Linked DNA regions of Homo sapiens: region 2 is linked to region 1. Evidence: chromatin contacts called from ENCODE Hi-C or POLR2A ChIA-PET data. All regions are on one chromosome and are shown on one strand. Each heading gives the region's core, a stretch centred on a gene start or an enhancer-like site at or near the end of the contact. The rest is flanking DNA. Distances are from core to core; before and after follow the strand shown. Region 1 overlaps RPTOR (regulatory associated protein of MTOR complex 1). Region 2 overlaps RPTOR (regulatory associated protein of MTOR complex 1).

Region 1 (3,041 bases), core at 129-2,628:
TCTACAGGAGCAATTGGGGAAGTCGCAAATTTTATAACCTGGCCACGACTCCCGAGCAGCAAGGAATTATAGAAAGGCAAGCTAGGGATGATGGCTGGGTATCATTAGTGACATCTACATCTTAGCAGAATTCAGGCCCCTCACATAATCCTAATCTCATGGCCTTTCATAGTCTTACAAAGGTGGTTTCAGTCCCTGAACCAGGAGGGGACCAGTTTTAGGGAGGGACTGTTATCATCCTTGCTTTAAAGTTCAACTGCAAACTAAATTCCTCCCATGGTTAGCTGTGCCTGCATCCGGGAATGGGTGAGGGCAGCCGCCTGTGAGGTTAGGAGGGAGGTGGAATCAGCCTTGCCAGCCTTTTCTCCCTGTCATAATCTTGCCCAGGTGGCCTCACTTATTTTTTACCTTTTTCTACAGTGACCACATGTGATGTATTCTTTTGCTCTTGCGTTTGGCCTCGTTCACTCAGGGTGAGGCTTCTGAGACTCGTCCGGGCGGCAGCTCATTGCTGGGTGTCCCGGAGCCTGCACATCCACGCAGGGTGCATCCACCCTCCCTCTCCCACAGGTTCACGCTGCACCTGTTTCCAGTGACTGGCTTTTAGGGATAAAGCTGCCATGAGTGTTGGGGTGCAAGTCTTGTGTGGACCATATATTTTTATTTCTCTTGAGTGTATGGGATTGCAGGTCATTGGGTGGTTGTATGTTTCCAGTTACATTTTGCAAGCCACTCTAAATTGACAAAAATGACAAAAATCATCTCTTTCTTTGCAAAGCCAGGCAATCTGCAGAGGAATCTTTATTTACAGTTTCCTCCAGCACTCTGGAGACATGGAAGCGTAGGCATCAGTGAGCTGGGAGGTATTTGGTTGTCTTTGAATGAATTATTAGGTGAGATATTGACATTATTTCCCCTCAAACAGTCCACATTCCTGAATGGCAGGGAGTGAAGGCAGCCTGTGCTTATGTTTGTGCTTATTATGGAGTGTGCACGTGGATCTATTTACCGTGTGGAAAATAATAGAATGAATTGCTTTTACACATTACTGGGCTTAAGAAATGGAAGGTGACATAGCCTTTGAAACCCCCTCTGAGCCCCTCCCCAGTCACAGTCCCCTCTGTCTTCCTGAGCTCACCCTGTCCTGATTGGGCCTTGTGCCTTCCTCTGCTTGAGACTGGTTCTGTGCGTGTGCGTGTGTGCAAGCAGGTGTGTGCACAAGATGGGCTGGCCTGCCCTGCTTTGGCACGGAAGCATCCTCCGCTGGGTGTTTGTTCTGAGGCTCATCTCACAAGGATCTGGGTCCTCAGGCTCCCACTGCTCTGCATCTTCCCCGTGACAGCCGCGTGGGCATTTGCTCTTGACCCTGTGGTGGCTGAGACAGAAACCTTGGAGGAGTCACTCACTTCTGTTGGAGCAAAATGCAGGCCTCCTCCAGGGCTGCGTCTGGGAGGGACTTGGGTGGTGGAGTGTTTATGACTTAGCGCAGAGGGCTCTTACGTGCAAACCATCTTGGCTGTGGAGCGCCCTGTTGCCTGGAAGGTCTGCCTTCTCATGGGGGCTGGGCTTCCAGACTCCTGAAATGTGCTGTGAGGCTTCCTATTCTTTCTTAATGATTAAAAATACGATTTCTTCTTTAATGCCCAGCACAAATGCATTTAGCTGTGTTTATTTTTTTCCCTAAGTAACAGAAGCAATCCTGAGAAAATAATTCTTACACTCAGTATTGATTCTCTGCTTCATGTGCTAGGGTGTTCCCCCTCCCACTGAAGTTGCTGCTGCTTCACCCTCTCCTCCTCGATGGCCTACCATCCTGCAGCCTCGCTCCCTGCGCCTGCCCCCTTCTCCTTCTCCTCCTTCCCCTTTCAGTGCTTGCTCTTCCCTCCTTTCCTTCTTCTCTTCCTCACCCCACTCTTCCCCCTTTTCTCCTCCTGCCTCTCTTTCCACCTCCTCCTCCGTCCCTGCTGGTCTCCTAAGAAGCACTTAGTAGCACTCAGAATCCTTGACCTTGGCAGGCTTGGGAAGTGTTGGTTAATGAAGGGATGTGAAGACGAAGGGAGTCTGAGTCTCCAAAGGAATCATGGCTGTTGGGAGTTTGCTTGATTAGGAGATGGGCCGTTTATTACAATGTGAGTTGTTAACTCTAAAGTGCCTGAGATAAATTTATAGTGTTTATTTGCTTCAGAAGGAGTTGGATTTTTTCTTACAAAGTGAAATATACTTTTCTAAATTTTATGTTTATATAAACATAATTTATGTTGTTATAGTTTTAATCTGCATTACTCCTCAAAAGGAACAAAAATGTTTTGGCTTTTTTCTCCCTGAGCTGCAGAGACCTTTTTCTCCTGCTTCTGTCCTCTGTATTCTCCCCACCCCTTTCTCCCTCCTTTCTTCCCTCTTTTTAATCTGTCAATTAAAATATTTGAAAGGATATCACTGAGATCTTTGGGCAAGGACTTTACCTGTTTTTGCTGTTGTCAACCGAGGGTGCGGTGGCTCCTCCCACCTGCTGTCTCTGGTTTTTACTGGGCTTCCTCTCCATTATCCTAATTAGGTGGTTTGCCGGTTGTTACACATCAAAGACCTGAGTTTCCTGGCGAGGAGGGAGGGAGGCATGGGAGCCCCTCATTACCGGCGTGCATCCTAACCACACTGCTTGTTTTCTTCTTGAGAAAATTTTTTTCTTTTCTTTTCCCTTTCCTTTCCTTTCCTTTCCTTTCCTTTCCTTTCCTTTCCTTTCCTTTCCTTTCCTTTCCTTTCCTTTCCTTTCCTTTCCTTTCCTTTCCTTTCCTTTCCTTTCCTTTCCTTTCCTTTCCTTTCCTTTCCTTTCCTTTCCTTTCCTTTCCTTTCCTTTCCTTTCCTTTCCATGTCCTTTCCTTTCCTTTCCATGTCCTTTCCTTTCCTTTTCCTTTCCCCTTTCCTTTCCTGACAGAGTCTCGTTCTGTCACCCAGGCTGGAGTGCAGTGGCGTGATCTCGGCTCACTGCAACCTCCGCCTCCCAGGTTCACGCCATTCTCCTACCTCAGCCTCCCGAGTAGCTG
Region 2 (2,840 bases), core at 114-2,613, 57 kb after region 1:
AGGATTTATTGGTTTTTTGTTTTTTTAATTGGGATTGTCATTATCAAATAGATGCCTCTTGTGTTGGTATACAGTTAATTGTTGCTTCTGTTGAAAGATGGATCATGGGCCGGGCACGGTGGCTCACGCCTGTAATCCCAACACTTTGGGAGGCCGAGGCGGGCGGATCACCTGAGGTCAGGAGTTTGAGACCAGCATGGTGAAACCCTGTCTCTATTAAAAATACCAAAAAAAAATTAGCCATGCATAGTGGCGGGCACCTGTAATCCCAGCTACTCAGGAGGCTGAGACAGGAGAATCGCTTGAACTGGGACTTGGAGGTTGCAGTGAGCCGAGACCGTGCCATTGCACTCCAGCCTGGACAACAAGAGAGAAACTGTCTCAAAAAAAAAAAGATGGATCATAAAGCTTTTGAAATACACTATTATCAGAAAAATACGTGATTTTTAAAAAGTGATATTTATGTCAGACCACAATTATCATTTGTTAAAATTGTTACTTTATTCGTCTTGAGAATCTAGCGGTGTCCAAGAAAAAGTTTTATGGTAAACTTGACCTTTCTTTTCTGAGAAATTCTAGCATTTTGTGTTTGCTTACAGTAGTAGAAGGCCATTAACAAAAACTCCATTTCTTTGGGAGAAGTGCTGGAAATGTTTGGAGTATTTCTTTATGAGAGCTTAAACTTTAACAAACAAATGATTTCCTTGATGCCAAGAGATACAAAACCTGAGAGTGCAGCTGCACTGACTTCGCGGGTGCCCTGCATTTAAAACCACGGTCATAGCGCTGCGGTGCCCATGCTTGAGTGCGCCCAGCATCACCTGCAGGCTCACGGAGCCACAGACTGCCAGGCCCTCCCTGAGCCTCTGCTTCTGTGGCCGTGGGTGGGGCCTGACGATTTGGCTTTCTTGGGTGTCCCACAAAATTGCTGCTGCGGCCGCTTCTGCTGCTGTCTGGGTTGTCTGCCTTTGAGAACCCCTGGTATGGACAGTGTGGTGTGAGAGGCAAGCAGGATATTCATCTTATGGTTTGGGGTCACTCTGCTTCTTACGTGTCGGGAGAGACACTTCCCCGACCCCTTGTTTTCCATCTCTAATTTTAGCCGTCTAGGGCAGAAACAGTCCCGGGTAAACACCAAGGCCTCGTGGGAGGCACCTAGGAGGTGAGGAGGGGCTACGTCTGCCGGGTCTCCAAGCAGGAGTGAGAACCAGCTAGACAAGGGGAGGCCTGGGAGTGCGAGGGGGCTCTGGTGACAGGAAGTAGTCCCCTCTGACCCGGTGACACCGTGGGGAGCAGGTGATGTGGTTCCAGTGCTCTGTCATCCTGGGGTCAGTAGGATGAAAGATGTCGTAGCAGCACAGGCAGCACTGTGGAAACTGTTCTCACGACTGTGAGTCATTGAGGCTCCTGGACGCGGCGGAAGTGCAAGCGGGAAAAAGGATGGCAAGTTGAGTAACCTCAGGGGTAAGCAAGGAGGTGTGAGAATCACTCACTTCCTCGGCAGGGCCTGCACGCACCTGGTGCAGGAGCAGCAGAAGCCATGCTGGCTCTTCCTGCTGCGTGTGCATCTGGCCCTGGAAAGAGGCACACCCAGCAGCGGGCTCTCCTGGCTCACCCGGGGCCGTCAGGGCGCTGCAGTTTGCAGGAGCATCCTTTGGGCTCTTACCTCAGTCGGTGGGGCTGGGCAGCTGGGTGTCTCCAGCCCATCATGCTGGAACATGCTGGAAGCTTCCTCAGGGTACTCGGGCTTATTTTGGTAGTCATACACATGAAATGCACTTTGGGGGAGAAGGATGAAATATTTTGGTTAATCCACTGAAAAAATGAATGTTGAGGAACACAGCCAGCTTTCCTGTTATTTATTAATAGGCTTAAGATAGCCAGAAGGACATTTCTGCTAGAAAGTTATTGCCAGCTGAAAAAGAACAAGTCTTCATTATTATCCAATTTGGTATATATATATATATTTCAGGTTTTTATGAAGCTAAGGGCAAAGGTCAGCTGCTTCCTATTCCTTGTGGATTGTGCTGCTGATGGGAACTTCCTTTGACTTCACAAATACAAGGGATTGGAAGTGCATTCTTTGTTATCTCATATGTAAGATGAGGCTTTTAACACGATTTTCTTTTAGTTAATTTTAAAATATTTTATTATAAAATTCATTTTTTTTCAAATGGTGCAGATAAGCATAAAATAAACAATAAAAGTTCTTCCTTTCCTTCCCTCCAAGCCTTTGTGTGGCACGTTCTTGGCATGTTGCAAAGTGCCGTCATCATCATCATCATCATTGAGTTTGGAAGAGGAAATGATAAGTTTTATTTTTCCCTTCTCAAATTTTTGAATTTGAGGTGTCACAGGCAATCAAATGAAAATAACCAACTCTCTGTAGAGGTGGTAGTTGCAGCTGAACATTTTTGGGACTTCAATGTTTAGGCAGTATTTAAAACCAGGGAGTTATATTTGATTGCCTGGGAGAAGATGTGGAATAAGAAGAATGGAATAGGCCCCTGACGATAAGTTTTTAAGGGGAGGGTGGAAGGGAGGGGTCCCAAGCTGGGAAACTTTGGAAGAATGAGCTGAGGCAGCCGGAGACCTGGGGAGAGAGTGTGTGTTTGAGGGGAGACGGCGCATAGATGTCAGGTGGGGCAGGAATGGAAGAGACCATGGGATGCAGCATGTGAAGAGGTGACTATGTGTTCAGTAATTTCTGGAGAGCAGTTAGGATCAAAACTAGGTTTGCATTTTTAAAAAACAATTTGAAATAATTTTAAATGTACACGAGAGTTGCAGAGGCAGCACAGAGAGTTCCTGTGTGTCCTTCATCCAGCTACCCAGTGTCA

Evidence for each region. Hi-C counts contacts between places; a loop is a spot of excess contacts on that map. ChIA-PET counts read pairs that join two places held with the same protein, here RNA polymerase II (POLR2A). Pooled maps may share reads with other maps.
Region 2: a loop to region 1 is called in a pooled map, with 3 times the contacts of the local background. The contact joins two enhancer-like sites. A Hi-C loop is called at or near these places in 5 of 168 maps with a recorded cell type or tissue (CD8-positive, alpha-beta T cell, OCI-LY7, astrocyte of the cerebellum and 1 more), 4 of 37 single-sample maps with no recorded cell type and 17 of 50 pooled maps. POLR2A ChIA-PET finds 5 or more read pairs at or near these places in 6 of 52 experiments (CD4-positive, alpha-beta T cell, HEK293, OCI-LY7 and 3 more).

The regions. Positions count from the first base shown.
Region 1 is chr17:80,662,638-80,665,678 of GRCh38, forward strand. The region is part of intron 3 of RPTOR (regulatory associated protein of MTOR complex 1); the gene reads left to right. Among named protein-coding and RNA genes, the nearest start is that of RPTOR, 120 kb to the left of the region's middle. Within about 2 kb of position 1,379, at least 8 of the 41 ENCODE cell types and tissues checked have a DNase peak (open chromatin) inside an H3K27ac peak, as active enhancers do; they include CD4-positive, alpha-beta T cell and CD8-positive, alpha-beta T cell, where a contact is called at or near this core.
Region 2 is chr17:80,719,913-80,722,752 of GRCh38, forward strand. The region is part of intron 4 of RPTOR (regulatory associated protein of MTOR complex 1); the gene reads left to right. Among named protein-coding and RNA genes, the nearest start is that of RPTOR, 180 kb to the left of the region's middle. RefSeq lists an enhancer at 896-2,095. Within about 2 kb of position 1,364, at least 6 of the 41 ENCODE cell types and tissues checked have a DNase peak (open chromatin) inside an H3K27ac peak, as active enhancers do; they include CD4-positive, alpha-beta T cell and CD8-positive, alpha-beta T cell, where a contact is called at or near this core.